2 separate regions of the Homo sapiens genome follow, and region 1 is linked to region 2. The links are chromatin loops, found by intact Hi-C in ENCODE. Cell type or tissue: PC-9. All regions are shown on one strand. Links, peaks and the distances in the headings refer to the core of each region. The heading gives the core; the rest is flanking DNA.

Region 1 (13,280 bases), core at 5,709-8,208, 120 kb after region 2:
CTGATCTGGTGATAACTGTACTTAACCTATCTGCAAGAAGGTTGAAGGGATGCTTTAAAAATGAGGGGAAAGAAAGGTCAAAAGTCAGTGAAGATTCTATCTCTTTAGTCATATGATCCAGGGTTATTGTTGACGTTATTTATTGAAGCTTAGAAAGATCTTATGTCCATACTGACTTGGATAAGCTCCTGGGCTCTCTTTATGGATTTTTGTTATTGTGATGTACTTACTTGGTGCCTTTGGCAGGGTGCAGAACAGTGTTAAACTACATTGATTTCCCAGTAGTGTACAGCAATGTATTATAATCCTTCTAGGTGACACCTACTGAGCTCTTGCTCTGTTCTTGACTCTGTGGATGAGATGTGTTCATTCTCTGAAGTTGTCATTTAGCCAGTAGGAACTGTTTGAAAATAAAAGTTGCAGATCACTACAAGGGATGGTGCCAATTCAGTCCTAAGATCCCCATTATCTATACTAAGTATGTACAGCCAAATCCCATGATCATAACTGCTTTGTCATGGTGACTCTGGCTAATCAGTAAGTTAGATTTCCATTCTGCATACACATCCCTGACTCCTTAAGATGGCATTGATACAGTCACGTGGTAGATTTCTAACTAGGCTTAAAATTTCAGAATCCTACTGTTCTAAGGAATTAACTCATAGTTGTCTTTAAAACAACGAGGCCAGTGGGCGCAGTGGCTCATGCCTGTAATCCCAGTACTTTGGGAGGCTGAGGCGGGTGGATCACGAGGTCAGGAGATGGAGACCATCCTGGCCAACATAGTGAAACCCTGTCTCTACTAAAAATACAAAAATTAGCCAGTCGTGGTATCGCACACCTGTAATCCCAGCTATTTGGGAGGCTGAGGCAGGAGAATTGCTTGAACCAGGGAGCCTGGAGATTGCAGTGAGCCGAGATCGTGCCACTGCACTCCAACCTGGCGACAGAGCGAGATTGTTTCAAAATAACAACAATGAAAAACCCAACACCTTTTCACTCCCTAAAGCGTTGTGGATTATCAAAGGTTTGTGTTTTTTTTTTTGGTTGGTTGGTTGGTTGGTTGTTTTAAACAGAGTCTCACTCTTTCGCCCAGGCTAGAGTGCAGTGGCACCACCTCAGCTCACTGCACCCTCCACCTCCCAGGTTCAAGTAATTCTTGTGCCTCAGCCTCCCAAGTTGCTGGGACTACAGGTGCGTGCCACCACACCCGGCTAATTTTTTGTATTTTTTTAGTAGAGAGGGGGATTTCACCTTGTTAGCCAAGATGGTCTCAATTTGCTGATCTCGTGATCCGCCCGCCTGAGCCTCCCAAAGTGCTGGGTTACAGGCATGAGCCACCATGCCCTGCCATCAAGGTTTTTACACAGTAACCCAACAGACTTCTTTTATGGAATGTAGTTGTTTTCTTTAATCATCTTTCTAGACCAGAGGTTGTTAGTGACAAGCAGAACCTGTGTGCAGTGGCAGACACTCTTGAAAATATATGAGAGACTGGGGCTTAAGTTCAGGTCTCAGTAAGCAACTATAATCCTATCCCCCGCCTTTTCCCCTCACTAAAGAATTATGTATTGGCCGGGCACGGTGGCTGACACCTGTAATCCCAACACTTTGGGAGGCTGAGGTGGGTGGATCACGAGGTCAGGAGATTGAGACCATCCTGGCCAACACAGTGAAACCCCGTCTCTACTAAAAATACAAAAAAGAAATAGTTGGGCGTGGTGGCACGTGCCTGTAGTCCCAACTACCCTGGAGGCTGAGGCAGGAGAATTGCTTGAACCTGGGAGGCAGAGGTTGCAGTGAGCTGAGATCGTGCCACTGCACTCCAGCCTGGGTGAAAGAGCGAGACTGTGTCTCAAAAAAAATAATAAATAAAATAAAAAAGAATATGTATTAGACTACAGCCCCTGACAGTGCTGATGATGTAGGAATAAACTTGAATTTGCTCAAATATATTAAGACTAAATCACTGCAACATGAGAACTATATGTTTTAGTATAAACATGGCTGGTGGTAGTGTAATTGTTTAATAATTTGTCACAATGTTTAGATTAAGAGCTGCTTGAGAGCTGTTTTTGTACCATTTACCTTTTCAACATTTCTTTTCAAAGTATGCCTAAGAATGACAAATTTACTCTGTAACTGAAGCCTTAATATTTTATATCGAACAGTTTTAAAGGACACCTTGGAAAAAAAGGGGGTATTAGGGCATTTAAAAGCAAGGATCCGAGCTGAAGTTTTCAATGCCCTAGATGATGACCGTGAACCCCGACCATCATTGTCTCATGAAAACCTTCTAATTAATGAATTAATTCGAGAGTATTTAGAATTCAACAAATATAAGTATACAGCATCTGTCCTCATAGCAGGTAAGTGGTTATTATTTATCACATAAAATCTGTTTCTCCCCTTTCCCCAATTCTCAGAAACTGTTTATCCTAGAAATCTAATTCCCTTACCAGATAGTGCCATCTGGGTGACTGGGACACAAAAATCACATGGGTTCTTTCTGTAGCTTAAACAGATTCTTACAAGAGAAAATACATAACTAAATAATCACTTAAACTAGGCATATACTTGGAAAAATCATCTATAATTCCTGTAACCGAGAATAAACAATTGTTGACGTTTTGTCCTGTTTGCCACCAGTTTTTTCCTGTGTATTAAGCTTTAAAAATATACGCTGATTAAGTATATTATTTGTTAAAAAATAGGCTGGGTAGGTGGCTCACACCTGTAATCTCAGTGCTTTGGGAGGCCGAGGCAAGATTACTTGAGCCCAGGAGTTCGCGACCAGCCTGGGCAACACAGGGAGACCCCATCTCTGGAAAAGAGTTTTTAAAATTAGCCATGCATGGTGGCACGTGTCTGTTGTCCTAGCTGAGGCTGAGCAGGGGTCGGGGAGGGGGTGATCATGTGAGCCCATGTGCTCTGGGCTTTAGTGAGCCATGATCGCATCACTGCACTCCAGTCTGGGCAACAGAGAGAGACCCTGTCTCTTTTTTCTTTTTCCAGAGACAGAATCTCACTCTGTTGCAAAGGCTGGACTGCAGTGGTGCGATCATGGCTTATTGCAACTTTCACCTCCTGGGCTCAAGCAGTCTTCCTGCGTCAGTCTCCTGAGTAGCTGGGACCACAGGTGCATGCCTCCATGCCCAGCTAAATTTTTTTATTATTTATAGAGATGAGCTCTCACTATGTTGCCCAGCCTGGTATTGAACTCCTGGGCTCAGGTGATCCACCTATCTCACACTCCCCAAATGCTGGGATTACAGGCATGAGCCACTGCACCCAACCCCTGTCTTTTTTTTCTTTCTTTTTTTTTGAGACGGAGTCTCACTCTATTGTGATCTCAGCTCACTGCATCCTCCGCCTCCTGGGTTCAAGCAGTTCTCCTGCCTCAGCCTCCCGAGTACCTGGAACTACAGGTGTGTGCTGCCAGGCCCGGCGAATTTTTGTATTTTTTAGTAGAGACGGGGTTTCACTATATTGGACAGGCTGGTCCAACTCCTGTCTCTTAAAAGAAAAAAAACTGTCCCTGTCTATATATAGATATGTAGATATATGTCTATTTGTGTGTGTGTGTGTGTGTATCTAGATAGATAGATAGATAGATAGATAGATAGATAGATAGATAGATAGATATAATGGAGATAAAACTTTGAAATATTACTACTATGTAGTGCTTAGGTACATTTACAAATGTATGTATCTAAAAGCATGGTATTTATAAAGGACTAGGCTGGTATATTAGGTTGTTTTTGGATTGCTATAAATAAACACCTGAGACTGGGTAATTTATGAAGAGAAGAGGTTTTTTTGTATGTTTGTTTGTTTGTTTGTTTGTTTTGAGACAGAGTCTTGCTCTGTCACCCAGGCTGGAGTGTGGATTGATCTCGGCTCACTGCAACGTCTACCTCCTGGGTTCAAGTGATTCTCCTGCCTCAGCCTCCCAAGTAGCTGGGACTACAGGCCATGCCCAGCTAATTTTTTGTATTTTTAGTAGAGACAGGGTTTCACCGTTAGCCAGGATGGTCTCAGTCTCCTGACCTCGTGATCCGCCCTCCTCGGCCTCCCAAAATGTTGGGATTACAGGCGTGAGCCACCGCACCCGGTTGAAGAAAAGAGGTTTACTTGGCTCACGGTTCTGCAGACTGTACAAGCATGGCACTGGCATCTGCTTAGCTTCTGGGAGGCCTCAGGGAGCTTTTGCTCACTGCAGCAAGCACGTTACATGGTGAAGGCAGGGGCCAAGGGTGGGGAAGGTTAGTGCCACACACTTATAAATGACCTGTTCTCATGAGAACCCACTCACTGTGGTAAGGACAGCACCAGGCCATGAGGGATCCACCCCCATGACCCAAACAACTCCCGCCAGGTCCCACTTCCAACACTGGGGAGTGCGTTGCAACATGAGATTTGGGCGGAGACAAATATCCAGACTCTAGCAGCGGGAAACTCCAAACTCATCCTAGTGATAGGAGGCAGAGAATGATATTGGGGGTTGGGGGTGGGGAGATAAAGATAAATTCCCTTTATCTGTTGAATTTTATTTCTTGAGAAATAAATTTGCTCTTCAAGTGTAACAGTTATTGAGTGGTGAGAATATTTTTAATATCTTCTGCTGACTTTTAAATGTCTTCTTTCAAAAAAGTGAGGAGAGACTGGATGGATATAAATAAGTCAGAATCCTGGTTACCCCTGGACTTGGTGGGGTGGGGGATGCAGCTGGGGGTTGGTCTGAGGCACCCTGAATGTGTGTCATCGGATTCCCTCGTTTCAGGTTCCATCTCTGCTTTGACTACTTCATGCCTCAGCAAAGAAGCGAGGCCAGGAAGTAGATTTTGCAAGAGAGAATGAATTCTTTGTGAAGTTAGAATTTTTCGTTACAGATCCTTTATTTAATATTAAACATACGTCTGAACTACATAAAGACTCATGATTTTTATGGTTTAAGGATCTTTGATATCAGCATCTCTGCTTTCCTTTGTTTGTTATAGATGGCTGTATGATACCAGTTACACCCAGAAAAGAAGAAATTATGAAAATAGTGGGGACTTGGGATTCACTAGAATGAAATATAGTGACAGTAGTCAAGTTTTCATATTAAATGGTTTGGCTTTTTTTAAAAAACTGGGATATAATTTACATACAATAAAATTTACCTTTTAAACTGTACAGTTCTGTACTTTAGTCAAATGCCTGCAGTTGTGTAATTACTACCAGATCACAATCAAGATATCACCAGCCTTTTTGGCACCAGGGACTGGTTTCATGGAAGACAATTTTTCCATGGACCTGGGAGGATGGTTCGGGATGATTCAAGCATACTCCATTTATTGTGCATTTTATTTCTATGATTGTGTTGTAATATATAATGAAATAATTATAACTCACCATAATGTAGAATCAGTGGGAGCCCTAAGCCTGTTTTCCTGCAACTAGATGGTCCCATCTGGGGGTGATGGGAGGCAGTGAGAGATCATCAGGCCTTAGATTCTCATAAGGAGTGCACAGCCCAGATCCCTCGCATGTGCAGTTCACAATAGGGTTCACGCTTCTATGAGAATCTAATTCTGCCAACAGGAGGCTGAGCTCAGGCAGTGATGCTAGTGATGGGCAGCAGCTGTAAACACAGATCAAGCTTCCCTCACTTGCTTGCCCACTCCTCACCTCCTGCTGTGTGGCCCAGTTTCTAATCTGTGGCTCGGGGGTTGGGGACCCTTGCTGTAGATGGAACCGTACATGATGTAGCCTTTTGAGTCTGCCTTTTTTCACTTAGTGTAATACATTCAAGATTCAGCCATGTTTGTTTTTCCTTTGAACACTGTTCTATTGTGTGGCTGTGCTAGTTTGCTCATCTATGACCAGTTGATGGGCATTGAGTTGTTTCTAGTTTTAGCAGTTAGGAATCAAGCTGCCATAAACATTTACATACAGGTTTTTGTGAGAACATAAGTTTTCATTAATCTTGGGTAGAAAGCTAAGAGTGAGATTGCTGGGTTGTGTGGTTAAGTGCACGCTCACCTTTATAAGAAAACTGCTCAACTGTTTTCCAAAGTGCCTGTACCATTGTGCTTTCCCACCAGCAAAGTGTGAAAGTTCCAGCTGCCCCACACTTCAGGTTAACTTTAATTTTTATTTATAAGTATTGTCACCAAGTGGATATTCTTTTCAAAAATAAGTTATTGATAAACAGACTTCCAAAATTTAGTATTATAATTTGGATATAGAAATGGTATTTTTCCAACCAAACACTGGGGAATTTAAAAAGTGAATTTATGTTAAACTGTATTAAGACATGCATTTAACAAAAGAGATATTTTGAAAGTCATAAAATCACAGGCAATTTGATCTGTCTTGGTGTGTGTTGTCATCATTCTTCCAAAATCTAAAAAGTGTATGTCTGGTAAATGTGATTCTTTTCAAAATCTTATTTGCTTTTTAGTTTAATAGACTGAGTGTTCTCATGAATTTATTTCTCCCAGAATCTGGTCAACCTGTAGTTCCGTTGGACAGACAGTTTCTCATCCATGAACTAAATGCATTTGAAGAATCAAAGGATAATACAATGTAAGACATTTTTTTAAAGAAGTTTCCACATATTGTATTGAGTCATAATTGCACCATGGTGGTTTTACTTCATTTTAATTCAAGTATTTATTCAGATCTAGTGTGTGTCAAGCATTGTCCTAAATCCAGGGTGTGCAGCAGTGAATAAGTCAGATGAGATCTGTGTTTGCTGAAGCTACAATTACATGGCTTCAGAGTGACTCAGCATCTTCTTTCTGGAGTTAGCTCCTTTTGACTTCTTGATCCTTTGTCCTTCTAAGGCTTTGTTTGTTTTTTAATTTATAATTTCAACTTTTATTTGTATTTTCAAATTATTTTTGTAGAGGCAAGGCCTCGCTTTTTTGCCCAGGCTGGTCTCGAACTCCTGACCTCAAGTGATCTTCCTGCCTTGGCCTCCCAAAGTGCTAGGGTTGCAGGTGTGAGCCCTCCATGCCTGGCCTCTGAGACTTTGCCTTGTCAGTTGTTTTCTTCATATTTAACTCTTCCTTCACTCCAACTTAGGAATGTACTCAGATCTCTCCTCTCCTAAAACAAAAACAAAAACAAAAACAAAAACTATGAACTTCCAACCCCAAGCTTCTGCTCGAATACCTTTTTCTACCAAGATTACTGAATCAGCCCACTGCTTTCGTTACTATTACTCTGTCCTTTGCCCTCTGTGTACCTCCTCTCACCAACTATGCTCTTGAAAAGGAGGATGACCACTTTCTAGTTTTCTTAGTTTTTTTCTATTTCAGTGTTTCTTAAACTTTTTCTGGAGAGTCCCTGTATAGCCAAAAAAAAAAAAAAAAGTACATAGGAGACCTGAGAACATAGCTTAAAGCAGCCTTTTTTTAAATCTAGAACTTTCTTTGAAGCCTTACGTTTTCTCATCCTAAAAGTTCTTAAGGCCAAGTGAGGTATCTCGTGCCTGTAATGCCAGCACTTTGGAAGGCTGAAGTGGAAGGATCACTTGAGCTCAGGAGTTCAAGACTAGCCTGGACAACATGGGGAAACCCCATCTCTAGCCAGACGTGGTGGCTCATGCCTGTAGTCCCAGCACTTCAGAGGCTGAGGCAAGTGGATCACCTGAGGTCAGGAGTTTGAGACCAGCCTGGTCAACATGGCGAAACCCCATCTCTACTAAAAATAACAAAAAGATTAGCAAGGCATGGTGGCGTGTGCCTGTAGTCCCAGCTGCTAGGGAGGCTCAGGCATGAGAATCGCTTTAACCTGGGCAGCGGAGGTTGCAGTGAGCCAAGATCACACCACTGCACTCTAGCCTAGGTGACAGAATCAGACCCTGTCTCAAAAAAAAAAAAAAAAGTTCTGAAAGTTGTTTGCTTTACTATATAAATGTTTTAAATGACATTCCAGTTAAATCTAACTCTCCCACAAATCCTTGTGTAAAATTAATGTTCCAGGATCATATACTACCTTTGTCATTGTGTGTATAGTGAAGTCCCTGTTGCTTAGCGTAGCACTTTACACCTCTTTCTACCCGTCTGTTGTTCTATCTGCTCACACCTGATTTCTGATTATGCCTGGAAGACACTTTGCAACTTTATGCTGCTTTGCCTTGTAAACCATTCCCTTATCCTAGAAGCCCTACATCACCTTTCTCCCTCTTCTATTGGAGCATCTTAACTTCTATTGGAGCATCTTTCCTTTCTGTTGGCCCTGTTCAGATAGTAACTCCTTTATGGCATTTTCCTCTTTCTCTTCCTCTCATCTTCCCTTGTTTCTTTTTTTTTTCTTTTTTCCTTTTTGTGAGATAGGGTCTCGCTCTGTCGCCCATGCTGGAGTGCAGTGGCCCCATCTCAGCTCACCGCAATCTCCTCCTGGGTTCAACTGATTCTGCCTCAGCCTCCTGAGTAGCTGGGATTACAGGTGTGCACCACCATGCCCAGCTAATTTTTTTTCATATTTTTTTGTAGAGATGGGGTTTCACCATGTTGGCCAGGCCGGTCTCGAACTCCTGGCCTCAAGTGATCTGCCCACCTCCACCTCCCAAAGTGCTGTGAGGTTTTTTTGTTTGTTTTTTCAAGGCAGGGTTTCACTCTGTTGCCCAGGTCTCTAGAGTGCAGCGGCTTGATCATGGCTCACTGCAGCCTCGAACTCCTGGGCTCAAGCGATTCTCCCACCTCAGCCTCCCATGTAGCTGGAATTACAGGCATACGCTGGCATGCACCATCATGCCTGGCCAATTTTTGTATTTTTTTTAGAAATGGTGTTTTACCATGTTAGCCAGGCTGGTCTCCAATTCCTCAGCTCAAGTTATCCACCTACCTTGGCCTTCCAAAGTGTTGGGATTACAGGCATGAGCCACTGCACCTGGTAACAAGTGTTTTGAAAAGTATAAAAATTGTATAATTGAGAACAGTGGGAAAAATAATTGGGGGAATCTAAGCGTGACTTAGGATGAGCAGTGAGTTATTACATCATTTAATACAAGACATCATTTTACATTTAGCAGTTGATGGAAATAAGCAATGACTATTACTGGCTTCTTGGTAGCTTTTGAGATACCTACTTCAGATGAAAGTATTAAGAAGTTTGTGCTCACTTTAACAGCACATAAACTAAAATTGGAGCGGTACAGAGATTAGCATGGCCCCGGCAAAGGGATGACACGCAAATTCGTGAAATGTTTGATATTTTTTTAAAAAAGAAGGCCGGGCGCATTGGCTCACGCCTGTAATCTCAGCACTTTGGGAGGCCGAGGCGGGCAGATCACGAGGTTAGGAAATGGAGACCATCCTGGCTAACACGGTGAAACCCCGTCTCTGCTAAACATACAAAAAATTAGCCGGGCAAGGTGGCGGATGCCTGTAGTCCCAGCTACTTGGGAGGCCGAGGCAGGAAAATGGGCGTCAAACGGGGAGGTGGAGCTTGCAGTGAGCCGAGATCGTGCCACTGCACTCAGCCTGGGCGACAGAAGCGAGACTCCGTTTCCAAAAAAAAAAAAAAAAGTAAGTTTGAGAGAGGATGAGGAAGCAAAAAAAAAAGTTGCTAAAACGGCTTTATTTTTTAAAAGTTAGGTAACTTCTTTAAGCCCTTGTTTCTCACACTTCAGTGATTGGCATTCACAGAGTTTGCCATAGTCACATATTACTCATATTATTTACTTACAGATCTGCAGTGCTGCATCTGAAACCACTGAGGCCAGATACATGTTTGAAAATCCAAATGCTGTCGGGTTTTAAAATGACATGCCTGTAGTCCTAGCTACTTAGGAGGGTGAGGCAAGAAGATTACTTAAATCCAGGAGATTGAGGCTGCAGTGAGCCATGATCTTGCTGCTGCACTCCAGTGTGGGCCACACAGCGAGAGTTCTTTTTTTTTTTTTCGAGACAGAGTCTCACTCTGTCGTCCAGGCTGGAGTGCAGTGGCGTGATCTCGGCTCACGGCAACTGCCGCCTCCCAGGTTCAAGCGATTCTCCTGCCTCAGCCTCCCAAGTAGCTGGGACTATAGACGCATGCCACCACGCCTGGCTAATTTTTTGTATTTTTAGTAGAGACGGTTTCACCGTGTTAGCCAGGATGGTCTCGATCTCCTGACCTCATGATCCTCCTGCCTCGGCCTCCCAAAGTGCTAGGATTACAGGTGTGAGCCATCGGCCCAAGACTTCAATTCTTTAAAAAAAAAAAAAAAGTAATATGGTACATCTACCAAATACTACATGTATGTGCCAGGGAGTCCTAAAGTAGTATTCCACAATCACATTAATATTTTCTTTCTCTTTTTTTTTTTTTTTGAGTGCAATGACATGATCTCAGCTCACTGCAACCTCTGCCTCTTGGGTTCAAGTGACTCTTCTGCCTCAGCCTCCTGAGTAGCTGGGATTACAGGAGCATGCCACCACACCCGGCTAATTTTGTATTTTTAGTAGATACGGGGTTTCTCCATGTTGGTCAGGCTGGTCTTGAACTCCCGACCTCAGGTGATCCTCCTGCCTTGGCCTCCCAAAGTGCTGGGATTACAGGCTTGAGCCACCACACCCAGCACATTAATGTTTTCACACAAAGTAAGATAAAGTCTGTAATAGCCTTGTTAATAGCCTTGTTAGGTCAACCCTTGCCATCTGATGATTTTTTGCCAGATATATGAAGAGAATCCAGTTTTCAGAATTTTGCATTTCAGAATTACAGGCAAGTTATTGTGAGGCCGCACTTTTCTTTATCTTTTTGAAACTTATTTTAAAAGATAAACCTTAATCCATGAATTTGCAAGTTGCCTCTCCCTTCTGCACTCAAGCGATCCTCTCACCTCAGCCTCCCAAGTAGCTGGGACCACAGGTGCATATTACCTTCTGTGGCTAATTTAAAATAAAATTGCTGTAGAGCTAGGGGACTCGCTATGTTGTTCAGGCTGTCTCAAACTCCTGTTTGAGGCCAGGCTGGCCCCCCAAAGTCCTGGGATTACAGGCCTGAGCCCCCATGTCCAACCCAAAATTTTAATCACAAGTACATTTTTTTGAATATTTATTTAAAAAATAAAACTTTTAACATTTAAAAATCATCTTGAACCAGTTAACACTTTGGGGAAGATTAAAGTAAACAAAGAGACCTGTTTTATATTACTAGGTGACGCTTTCATAAGAGTTGCGGCATCTTATTAAATAAAGAAACTTACTTTCCTGGTTTCCCTGTGGCATGGAAAAATTAGTGTGATATTATTCCAGAATTTGGTAGCTTAGAACAACAACATAGATTATTTGTGGAATATTCGGGGATTTGGGATTGGCTTAGTCACGTAAGTCTAGCTCAGGCTCCCCCTTGAGGTTGGAGTCAAGATGCCAGCCAGGGTTGTAGTCGGAAGCCTTGAATGTGGCTGAACTATCTGCTTCCAAACTCATAATGATATTGACAGGCGGCCTCAATTCCTTACTGCATGTAACTTTCCAGGGCTGCTGAAGTGTCCTGAGGCATCTGACTTCTCCCAAAGGCAGCAATCCAAGAGAGAAAGCAAGGAGGAAGCTGCAGGGCCATTACCACGTGGCCTCTGAAGTCAGCTTTGTGCCAGTTAGAAGTGAGTTCAGCTCACACTCAGAGGGCAATGAGATTCCATCTTTGGAAGGGAGCGTCGTACTGTAAACCATTATACCAGCTAGTAAATAGATACATATCTCAAAAAATAAATCCTCCCCACAAATATATACACCTACTATGTACCCACAAAAATTAAAAATAAAGATTAAATCCTTTTAATTGTGTTTTCAAATTTGAGATTGGAAACAAAGGAAAACATTTCCATTGTACCACTCTTGATTGTCAGCAGAGCAGCTTTCCTTGATGCAAGAGTACTAATATAAATTCCCAGGCAGCACACTGTAAGGAAAACAATATGGGATTTGGGGTTCAAGTGTAAACTTTGTTTACTATCTGGGGGAATCTCTAGCAAATCTCCTGGCTGTGGTTTTCTCCTTTATAAATTGCAGTTGATGATCTTGACATTACACGATGAGGATTAGATGAGAAGAGGTATACGTTCTGTAAACTATAAAGAAGATTTTAAAATAATAGGTAATGTAAATATTAATCTAAATAAATGTTAGCTACACAGGAGCTAACATTTATATACCATTTCATATGTGCCAGGCACAGTAAAAAACACTTGACATTTATTAACTCATTTAGTGCATAACAGCCCTATAAGGGAGGGACGGTGCTTATCCTAATTTATAAAGGAAGAAACATTTATGAGGCTGGAGAGGTTAAGAATCTTACACAGAGTCCCACAGCTAGCAAATGGCAAAGCCAGAATTTGAACTCAGGTCACCTGGCTCTCAGGACCTAAGACTTTTTCAGGGCAAGGACTTATTAATCAAGAGGTGTTTATTGAATACCTGTTGTGTATTAGATGGGGTTAGGTATTGGGAAATACTCTACTGGACTTTGGAGTTTAAAAGAGATTCCTGTGGATTGATAGAAATGATATTTCAGTGTAGATGAGGTTTAAGTTGTTAACATGTTTTCTCTGGGTTTTAAAATTGTCATGAAATTAAGTGGTACTCTTAAATTTAAAAGTATGAACAATTTGCATTTTGGATAATCATGCCGCTTTTTAAAGTCTAGTGAATCACTTGGTCTTTTTGATGTCAGAGGTTACCTTTTAAAGAATAAATGTTTTAAGCTTTTCCCGTTTATGCAGATTTATTAGCTTTTGGTTTTGTTTTGTTTTCTTCCTGCTATAGACCTCTTTTATATGGGATTTTAGCCCATTTCTTGCGTGGAACTAAGGATGGCATCCAGAATGCATTTCTGAAAGGGCCTTCACTTCAGCCTTCAGACCCAAGTCTTGGCAGACAACCTAGTAGAAGAAAGCCAATGGGTATGAGTTTTCCAAGATTCATCATTTAGCTGTCAGCAAATATGTTTTCTTCCTATATATTTTTCTTTTGGAGTCTTTACTGAGCTTTTGAGTCATAGTTTAATTCTGCTTATATCTAATATGTCTAGCCTATGTTACTCCAAGAAACAGAATGCTTTTTGTAAAGAATCTTGGACAGGGAAGGGTGGGAGGCATAACTGGGCAGAATTCTTAGATGTAATTTCTTTATAGAAGTATTTAAAACTCTGGGCTAGGCACAATGGCTCATGCCTGTAATCCCAGCAGTTTGGGAGGCCGAGGCAGGTGGATCGCTTGAGGCCAGGAGTTTGAGACTAGCCTAAGTGACATGGTGAAACCCCATCTCTATTTTTTTAATTAAAAAATTATATTAATT
Region 2 (10,560 bases), core at 2,805-5,304:
AGTTTGCACTTGTAACCTCAGCATTTTGGGAGGCCAAGGCAGGAGGATCACTTGAGCCCAGGAGTTCAAGACCAGCCTGGGAAACATAATGATACCCTCTTTTTTAATAAAATAATTTAAAATTATTTTGAAAAAATTTAACAATTAAACAACAATCCATCCAGGTAGAGACTAGCTATGACCACTCACTTCCTAATTGAGCAGATGTAGATTCAAATTCAGGCCTTAACCCCATGTGAACTTGGGCAAGTCACTTAATTTCTCCAAGCTTCAGTCTCCTGATAAGTAAAAAGAGTCAGAAAAGCTGGACACGGTGGCTCATGCCTGTAATCCCGGCACTTTGGGAGGCCGACACGGGTGGATCACTTGAGCCCAGGAGTTCAAAACCAGCCTGGACAACATGGTGAAACCCGTCTCTACTAGAAACACAAAAATTAGCCAGGCATGGTGAACTCGCCTATAATCCCAGCTACTCAGTGGGCTGAAGCAGGAGATCACCTGAGCCTTGGAAGGTAGACACTGCAGTGAGACATAATCACACCATTGCACTCCAACCTGGGCAACAGAGTGAGAACCTGCTTCAAAAAAAAGGAAGGCCAGGAGCGGTGGCTCACGCCTGTAATCCCAACACTTTGGGAGACCGAGGCGGGCAGATCATGAGATCAGGAGTTCAAGACCATCCTGGCTAATATGGTGAAACTCCGTCTGTACTAAAAATACAAAAATTAGCCAGGCATGGTGGCATGCACCTGTAGTCCCAGCTACTCGGGAGGCTGAGGCAGAAGAATCACTTGAACCTGGGAAGCAGAGGTTGCAGTGAGCCCAGATCGTGCCACTGCACTCCAGCCTGGCGACAAAGCGAGACTCAGGCTGAAAGAAAGAAAGAAAGAAAGAAAGAAAGAAAGAAAGAGACAGAGAGAGAGAGAGAGAGAGAGAGGAGAGAGAGAGAGAGAGAGAGAGAGAGAGAGAGAGAGAGAAAGAGGCCGGGCACAGAGGCTCACACATTTAATCCCAGCAATTTGGGAGACCGAAATGGGAGGACAGCTGGAGCCCAGGAATTCTAGACCAGCCTGGGCAACACAGTGAGACCCCATTTCTTTTATTTTTCTTTTTCTATTTTTTTTTTCTTTTGAGACGGAGTTTCACTCTTGTTGCCCAGGCTGGAGTGCAATGGAGAGATTTCAGCTCACCGCAATCTCTGCCTCCCGGGTTCAAACGAGTCTCCTGCCTCAGCTTCCCGAGTAGCTGGGACTATAGGCGCCTGCCACCACGCCTGGCTAATCTCGTATTTTTAGTAGAGATGGGGTTTCTCCATGTTGGTCAGGCTGTCCTGGAACTCCCAACCTCAGGTGATCCGCCCACCTCAGCCTCCCAAAGTGCTGGGACTACAGGCGTGAGCCATCGCACCCAGCGAGACCCCATTTCTTTAAAAAAATTTTTTTGGCTGGGCACAGTGGCTCACGCCTGTAAACCCAGCACTTCGGGAGGCCAAGGTGGGAGAATCATGAGGTTAGGAGATGGAGACCATCCTGGCTAACACGGTGAAACCCTGTCTCTACTAAAAATATTAAAAAACAAATTAGCCAGGTGTGGTGGCGGGCACCTGTAGTCCCAGCTACTCAGGAGGTTGAGGCAGGAGAATGGCATGAACCCAGAAGGCAGAGCTTGCAGTGAGCCGAGATCGCAGCACTGCACTCCAGCCTGGGAGACAGAGCGAGACTCCGTCTCAAAAAAATATAAAAATTTTTTTTTAATTTTTTTAAAAGTCAGGAAAACACATCATTTGGAAGAGTTCTGGAGAGGATTCAATGGGACAATGTGTGACAGGTGCTGATACAGTCTAGAGACAATAAACCGTAGTAGCAGATACTAATAGTTGATAATAATCACCACTGCCACCACCACTGTATTGCCCAGAGATAAGAAGTCTAAAGGACAAAGAAAAGTTGTCCTTTCAAGCAAGAAAGTAAGCTACAGAAGAAACCAGAGAGCATTTAAGGACACCGGAACTCCAGGGAAGGAGAGGTCAGGAAACGCTGAGCAAAGGAAGGTGTTTCCCCTGCAGAAAGCAAATTGAAGAGCACAGGCTAGCTTCCTGCTCAGAGCCAGATGGCCAGCCCAGACCCAAAGGGCGGCTGTGGGAGGGAGCAGAAGGAAGGGAAGGAAGGCATGACGAGAGGAAATCTGACTCTGACCATGAACTATGACTGTTACAGAAAGCAGCCAACACGGGTCACCCCTGCCATCCACCCCCACATCACCTCCATCACAGCCCCTACAGCGGCCAACAGCATAGGTCACAAAGCTAAGATCATCTGAGGACCGGGCACAGTGGCTCACGCCTGTAAACCCAGCACTTTGGGAGGCTGAGGCGGGAGGATTGCTTGAGCTCAGGAGTTCAAGAAAAGCCTGGGCAACAAAGTAAGACCCTGTCTTCACCAAAAAAATTTAAAAATTATCCAGGCGTGGTAGTGCAGGCCTGTAGTCCCACCTACTCAGAAGGCTGAAGTGGGAGGATCTTTTGAGCCTAGGGGCTTGAGGCTGCAGTGAGCTTTGATCGTCCCACCCAGGCACTCCAGCCTGGGTGACAGAGTAAGAGACTGTCTCAAAGAAACAAAGTATCGGGACTGGGCGCAGTGGGTCACACCTGAAATCCCAGCACTTTGGGAGGCTGAGGAGGGCAGATCACTTGAGGCCAGGAGTTCAAGACCAGCCTGGCCAACATAGTGAAACCCCATCTCTACTGAAAAAGAAAAAAAAAATACATTAGCCAGCCATGGTGGCAAATGCCTGTAATCCCAGCTAGTCGGGCAGCTGAGGCACAAGAATCGCTTAAACCCAGGAGGTGGAGGTTGCAGTGAGCAGAGATCAGGTCATTGTCCTCCAGCCTGGGTGACAGAGCGAGACTCTGTCTCAGGGAAAAAAAAAAAAAAAAAAAAAAGGTATCGAGGCCTCCTGGATGTTCCTTACCGGCAGGGACCCTAATGTGTCCTTCTTTACTTTAACAACTCCAGGAGGTAAGAAGTGCGACTCTCACTACTGGAGGCTTCTGGGAAAAACGGTGAATAATGGGCAATACCTAAAGGCTCAAGGAAGGGACGATTCCCTGGCAGTCTGCAGGCCACTTGCTGTTCCCAACTCAAAGAATCACAGCTACCCGAGGCTGCTTCCTAATCTAGGGAAATCCAGCCAGGCCCACCACGCTCTGAGCAGAATCAGAAGGACCCAACTCTCCAGACACACAATTCAGCCACAAGAGATGAGTCCTGAACACGGTCACCGGTCACTGCACTGGCCCAGGGCCTGCCCTTTGGGGAACCTGGCCCACAGAAATCTTTACAGAGAAAGCGCAAGTCGGCTGGGCGCGGTGGCTCACGCCTATAATCCTAGCACTTTCAGAGGCCAAGGCAGGTGGATCACGAGGTCAGGAGATCAAGACCATCCTGGCTAACATGGTGAAACCCCGTCTCTACTAAAAATACAAAAAAATTCACCAGGCGTGGTGGCACAGGCCTGAGTCCCGGCTACGTGAGAGGCTGAGACAGGAGAATCGCTTGAACCCAGGAGGCAGAGGTTGCAGTGAGCCGAGATTGCACCACTGCACTCCAGCCTGGGCGATAGAGCGAGACTCCGTCTCAAAAAAAAAAAAAAAAGAGAAAGCGCATGTCCTCCCCAGCTCCCGGCTCCCTCCAACAGAGGCTTCTCCTTGCTGGACACTTCACCAGCTTGATCAAGTTGTGTCTCCATGCCCTCAGCCCTGACACTCAAAGAGTTGGGGACCCCGTCCAAGTCCGAGTGGCCCCTGACCTTTGTGTGTTCATAAAATTCCTGTTGCATAGCGTCATGTTTTCTGGGCTGAATGATGATGACTAAGGCACTAGGCATTGATCTAAGTCTTCCCATACAAGATCCTGGTGCTGACCTCCTTTCTGTACATGACCCTGGCCTTGACCTGCCTTCCTGGTTCAGCCCTGATTATCATGGAAGTCCTCGTGCACCGGGCAGCTCACTAACTTTGCCCTACACCCTTACTGCTCCCATCTGGATGGCACAGGTTCTGCACAGATGCTCCACCAGGGCCTGCAGGGATAAGGCAAGCAGGCCTGCAGGGATAACGCATGCAGCCCTGCCAGGGACCCAGCCAGCCAACTCCAGGACAGGAGGGAAGGCCACAGAGAGGATGGGGCAGACAACAGGCAGAAAAAGTGATTATGAATCTCAACTGCCACTGATGGGAGGTAATGAGGACATACTGTGTACCACAAGTTCCACTGAGGCCTGAGCATCCACTCCCAATTCAACCATCTCAATAACTCACAACCAGCTGGGTGCAGTGGCTCATGCCTATATTTCCCAGCACTTGAAGAGGCAGAGGCAGGAGGATAGTTTGAGGCCAGGAATTTCAGATCAGCTTGGGCAACACAGTGAGACTGTATCTCTACAAAAAAATTTAAAAACTTAGCTGGCCGGGTGGAGGGGTTCACGCCTGTAATCCCAGCACTTTGGGAGGCTGAGGCGGGCGGATCATGAGGTCAGGAGTTCGAGACCAGCCTGGCCAACATAGTGAAACCCTCTCTCTACTAAATGTACAAAAATTAGCCGGGCATGGTGGCGTGCGCCTGTAGTCCCAGCTACTCAGGAGACTGAGACAGGAGAATCGCTTGAACCCAGGAGGTGGAGGTTGTGGTGAGCCGAGATCAGGCCACTGCACTCCAGCCTGGACAAAAGAGTGAGACTGCATCTCAAAAAAAAAAAAAAAAAAAAAAAAACTTAGCTGGGCGTGGTGGTACACACCTGTAATCCCAACACTTTGGGGGACCGAGGCAGGAGGATCACTTGAGCCCAGGAGTTCGAGACCAGAGGTGGCAATGGAGTGAGACTCCCCACCTTCTACAAATAAAAAAATTTAAAAGTAGCCAGATGTGATGACGTTTGCCTTTAGTCCCAGCTACTCCAGAGGCTGACGAAGGAGGATCCCTTGAGCCCAGGAGTTCGAGGCTGCAGTGAGCTATGACTGCACCACCGAACTCCAGCCTAGGTGAAAGACTGAGACCCTGTCTCAAAAATAAATAAATAAGTAACTTGCAACAGTCGGGTTCTTATTGCTCAGTGGACATTTATCAGCGACTACTACCATGGGCCAAGGTCATGTGGAAGTAAAATAAAGTCTCCACTCTCACACAATTTCACTTTATGCAAAGCGGCCAAAACTACCAACAGCTAAAAAAAACAACTCTATGTATGCCCAATGGGAGCAAATGGCTTGAAGAAGAAGAAAGTGGGTGAAGCATAATGGTGGGTGGGCAGGTGCTAGTTCTTTATCAGGTAGACAGAAAGGGCCTCTGGGCCAAGATGACATTTCAGCAAAGGGCGAAAAGCAATGAAGAAACCTGTGCCGCCTTCTTCTGTCTATAGAAAGAGTAAGAGGGAAGATTCATTAGTTGCATCAGCCAAGCACCACTCTAAGTGTTTCACATTACATTTCATCCTCACACACAACTCTAGGACTCAGGTACTATAACGTAACCCATTTTACAGATACAGAACCAGGCCTGGTCATATATAACCTGCAAGCAGCATACACAGTCAGGAATTTGATGTTTCGTTTGTTTTTTGAGACGGAGTTTCGCTCTTGTTGCCCAGGCTGGAGTGCAATGGTGTGGTCTCGGCTCACTGCAACCTCCACCTCCCGAGTTCAAGCAATTCTCCTGCCTCAGCCTCGCAAGTACCTGGGATTACAGACGCCTGCTACCACGCCTGGCTAATTTTTGCATTTTTAGTACAGATGGAGTTTCACCATGTTGGCCAGGCTGTTGTCACATTTCTGACCTCATGATCTGCCCTAATCCCAGCTACTAGGGAGGCTGAGGCAGGAGAATTGCTTGAACCCAGGAGGCGGAGGTTGCAGTGAGTCAAAATCACACCACTGCACTCCAGCCTGGGCAACAGAGCAAGACTTCATATTGCAAAAAAAAGAAAAGAAAAAAAGAAAGAAAAAAAGCTAATTAATCTGCAGGGGGTAGGCCTGAAACCAGGGAGAGGAAGGCAACTACTATTTTTTGTTGTATTATCTTTCGTACTGTTTGAATTTTCTCCTCTGCATGATTTCTAAAATAATAATAAGAAAGCTAGTTCGCACTTCAAATAAATAAATAGCAGCAGGAATTGAAGGGTAGGACATTTCTAAATGCTGAGTTGGAAACAAAGAGAAAGCATGTATTTATTGGGTGCCAATAATAACAGCCAGAGTGATCACGCCAGGCACAGTGATTAAGTGCTTCCCAAGCACAGTCCATTTAAGCTTTCCAACAGCCCTACAAAGTCAGGACTATTAAAACTCTCCCCTTTCCTGGCAAGGGCTCTGAGGTCCAGAGAGTTTATGTAAATTGCTTGGGCTCGTCAACCTAGAAGAAACAGGGCCAGGATTTGAACCCACTGAGAGTCTGACACTGAGATCCACCACCTCTAAACCACGTGCTTGAACTCTAAGGCCTTTTGGTTTGTTTGGTCAGCTGGTTTTGTTTTTTGAGACAGGGTCTCACTCTGTTGCCCAGGCTTGAGTACACTGGCACCATCACAGCTCACTGCAGCCTCGATCTCCTGGGCTCCAGCAATCCTCCTGCCTCAGCCTCCCAAGTAGCTGGGACTACCTGGCACGCATCACCATGCCTGGCTAATTTTTGTATCTTTTGTAGATTCAGGGTTTTACCATGTTGCCCAGGCTGGTCTTGAACTCAGTCTGCCCGCCTCGGCCTCCCAGAGTGCCGGGATTAGAGGTGTGAGCCACCATGCCCAGCCAGAATTCTAAGGTGTTTGCAAGGTACATGGCAGACAGATGGAGCCTGAGGTCGCTTGGAGGCAAGATCTCCAGGGCCGGAGATCAAGTGAATGGCCTCAGGCCTCACAGATTCCAAATTCATCTCCCTAGAGCAGAGAAGCAAGATTTTGACTCAGACATGGAAACATTCTACAACTCTTCCCACCCACCCACCCCCGCATGTGAGCAGTGCAGGGTAGTGGTTAACAAAACAAGGTTCCAGGTCTAGGTTCCCGTCTCCACCACTTACAGATGTGTGCCCTCAAGCAGGGCTTCTTCAACCTCAGAACCGCTGGTATTTGAGCCCAAATAATTCTTGGTTGTCGGGGGCCATCCTGTGCATTGTAAGATACTGAGTGGCGTCGCTGGCCTCTGCCACTAGATGATAGTAGCACTCCCCACCTCCTCAAGTTATGACAATCAAAACTGTCTCTAGACATTGCCAAATATCTCCAGAGAGGCAAAAATCATCCCTGCTGCCCTAAAGCAAGTCAGTTCACCTCACCAGGCCTTGATTTCTTCATCTGTGAAATGGGACTAATTCTAGAACCCACCTATTACAGAGTTTAGAGAGTTATCAGGAGGGTTCAATCAGGTGACCCAAGTGCCAGGTTGCAGGAGCTGGTGTTCCCGGCAGCCAAGAGACGGATTAACACAGATAAGTGCAGGGTTCCTGTCATGCATTCATTCATTCAATCTATCATTCGATGACTGTTTATTGAGCACCTACTATATGCCTAGACCTGGGCTAGTCACAGGCATGGGGGAAAATCAGAAACGATATCTCTGTCCTCTTAAGACTCATAGTCCATCAAAGATGAAAGCTCACAGATAAGAACATAATGACAAAGAGCAGTACCTGCTGTGAAGGAAAGAGCAGGGGTGTCAGGACAGGAAGCACCAGAGTGGCGGTCTGGGCAGATGACATCCTAGCAGACTGGAAGGGTCAGGAAGAGCTGGCTGTGCAAAGATCTCGGGAAGCACATACCAGGCAGAAAGATGGCACAGGCAAAGGCCACAGTGGGGTGGGGTGGGGGGAGGATATGGCTGCACCAATGAGCTAGGACCCAAGATTGGGCGGGAGAAGTCACCAAAGGCCACCACATAGCCAATCTTGGAGGCATGGTACAGAGCATGGATTTTTTGTTCTAATTCTCACAGGAGGCCCTGGGAGTGCATTAAGCAGGGTCATGGCATCGCCTAATTCACATATTAAGACAGTGGTCCCTGGCCAGGCACAGTGGCTCACGCCTGTAATCCCAGCACTTTGGGAGGCCGAGGCGGGAGGATCACCCAAGGTTAGGAGTTTGAGAGCAGCCTGGCCAACATGGTAAAACCCCGTCTCTACTAAAAATACAAAAATTAGCCAGGCACGGTGCCATTGTGCCTATAATCCCAGCTACCCAGGAGGCTGAGGCAGGAGAATCGCTGGAACCTGGGAGGCAGAGGCTGCAGTGAGCCGAGATTGTGCCACTGCACTCCAGCCTGGGCAACAGAGCAAGAATCCATCTCAAAAGAAAAAAAGACAGCCATCCCCTTTTTGGCAGCAAGGATAGGTTTTGTGGAAGACGATTTTTCACAGACAGGGTAGGGGATGATTCGAGTGCATTACATTTATTGTGCACTTTATTTCTATGATTACATTGTCATATATAATGAAATAATTATACAACTCACCATTATGTAGAATCGGTGGGAGCCCTGAGTTTGTTTTCCTGCAACTAGATGGTCCCATCTCAGCTGTGATGGGAGACAGTGATAGATCATCAGGCATTGCATTCTCAAAAGAAGCACACAGCCTGGATCCCTCGCGCACACGGTTCACAGCAGGGTTCGCGCTCCTATGAGAATCTAATGCCACAGGTGATCTGACAGGAGGCAGAGCTCAGGCGGTGATGCAAAAGATGGGGAGCGGCTGTAAATACAGATGAAGTCTCACACGCTCGCCTGCCACTCACCTCCTGCTGTGTGGCCTGTGGCCTGGTTCCTAACAGGGCATGCATGAACTGGTGCCAGTCCGTGCTCTGGGGATTGGGGACCCCTGTATTAAGAGACCCTAGGAGAAGATCCTAGGGGAGATGGGAAAGGAGGCTGCAGCCATTGTCAAGGCAACGAAAGGGGTGACAGAGAAGCATGGTTCAAGGCCACTGCAGAGTCGGCGTGTATGGCCTTAGCACATTTACTCCTCCCCGTAACTCTAGGAGAAAGGTGAGGACCAGCAAGGTGAAGGAACAGCCCATAAGTGGGGATGCAAGGATGTCTGACTTAGATTCCATCCCGAGACAGGCACAGTGAGTACAGGTGCTGCTTTGTGACACCGCAGAGTCTACATTCACTGATCCACCTAATGAATGTTGATGGCCCTGCAGCTCCGCCCGCAGTGGGGGTCCTGCTTGGCGACACTGAGCTCTGTCCTGAAGCCCCCAGAAGAGCCGAGAGGTGCCATCCTTGCGGAACTTCACTCAACCCTGAGCTCGCTGGGGCTACTCTTCTTTTGCAGAACAAGCCCTGTACTTTTCATGTATATTGCAAGAATGAAAGGGGTCTGGAGTGGCGCTCTGTTTTGCCAACGGAAAATTAAGAAAAGGGAAAGAAGAGAAATAAGATTCACCCCACCACATACCCATAGCCCCCCGCACCCCACCACACACACACACAAAGCTTCCCTGCGATTTAGAGGCACAGGTGGCCCTAGACCCTGAGACACCCAAATTCCACTCCCTTGAGCTGGACGCTAAACGCCAGGAGGCACTAGCACTGCTGAACTAGAGACGACAGCAGTGATCTCCTAATCTCAGCCACACATGGGCCCTGAAGAGATATCTGCACTCCCGTGTTCACTGGAGCGTCACTCACAGCAACCAAGATGGAGACAACTAAATGTCTATCCGTGGTCAAGTGGACAAAGAAAACATGATCTATACATGCCATGGACTATCGCTCAGCCTTAAAAAGGAAAGAAATCCTGGCCGGGCGCAGTCGCTCACACCTGTAATCCCACCGCTTTGGGAGGTCAAGGCAGGCGGATCACAAGGTCAGGAGGTCGAGACCAACCTGGCTAACACGGTGAAACCCCATCTCTACTAAAAATGCAAAAAAAAAAAAAAAAAAAATTAGCCGGGCGTGGCGGCAGGCACCTGTGGTTCCAGCTACTCGGGAGGCTGAGGCAGGAGGATGGCGTGAACCCAGGAGGCGGAGCTTGCAGTGAGCCGAGATCGTGCCACTGCACTCCAGCCTGGGAGACAGAGCAAGACTCTGTCTAAAAAAAAAAGGAAAGAAATCCTGCCATTTGCAACAACATGGATGCGCCTGGAGAACATTATGCTAAATGAAATAAGCCAGGCACAGGAAGACGAACACTGCAAGATCTCACTCACATGTGACATCTAAAAAAGACAAACTCATAGAAGCAGAGAACAGAATGGTAGTTGCAAGGAGCTGGTGGTGGGGGAAACAGGGAGGTGTTGGTCAAAGCGTATAAAGTTTTGGTCATACAAGATGAGTCAGTCAGTCCTACGGTCTACTGTACAGAATAGTGTCTATAGCTCACAATACTATATTGTATACTTAAAAATTTGCTGATGGCCGGGTGTGATGGCTCATGCCTGTAATCCCAGCACTTTGGGAGGCCGAGGAGGGTGGATCACTTGAAGTCAGGAGTTCAAGACCAGCCTGGCCACTATGGTGAAACCCTGTCTCTACTAAAAATTAGCTGGGTGTGGTGGCAGACGCCTGTAATCCCA

Evidence for each region. Peaks named below come from ENCODE experiments on the same cell type or tissue, not always from the same donor. Only the 100,000 strongest peaks of a DNase experiment are listed, where the experiment ranks them.
Region 1: a loop joins it to region 2, with 5 times the contacts of the local background. A loop is called at or near these places in 10 of 110 quality-filtered maps.

What each region holds. Positions count from the first base shown.
Region 1 is chr16:15,873,097-15,886,376 of GRCh38, reverse strand. CEP20 (centrosomal protein 20) reads left to right here. Exons shown (of 5, transcript NM_144600.4): 2 at 2,172-2,369; 3 at 6,489-6,573; 4 at 12,750-12,886. It also overlaps the pseudogene RNU6-213P. Among named protein-coding and RNA genes, the nearest start is that of CEP20, 8.9 kb to the left of the region's middle. RefSeq lists enhancers at 6,611-6,905, 6,346-7,545. In PC-9, for the core only: no CTCF peak of the experiment used is centred there; a DNase peak (open chromatin) is centred at 6,646; H3K27ac peaks cover 2,500 bases.
Region 2 is chr16:15,990,187-16,000,746 of GRCh38, reverse strand. The region is part of intron 1 of ABCC1 (ATP binding cassette subfamily C member 1 (ABCC1 blood group)); the gene reads right to left. Among named protein-coding and RNA genes, the nearest start is that of ABCC1, 46 kb to the right of the region's middle. RefSeq lists enhancers at 8,324-8,855, 8,856-9,387, 9,920-10,452. In PC-9, for the core only: a CTCF peak has its summit at 4,065; a DNase peak (open chromatin) is centred at 3,876; H3K27ac peaks cover 2,500 bases.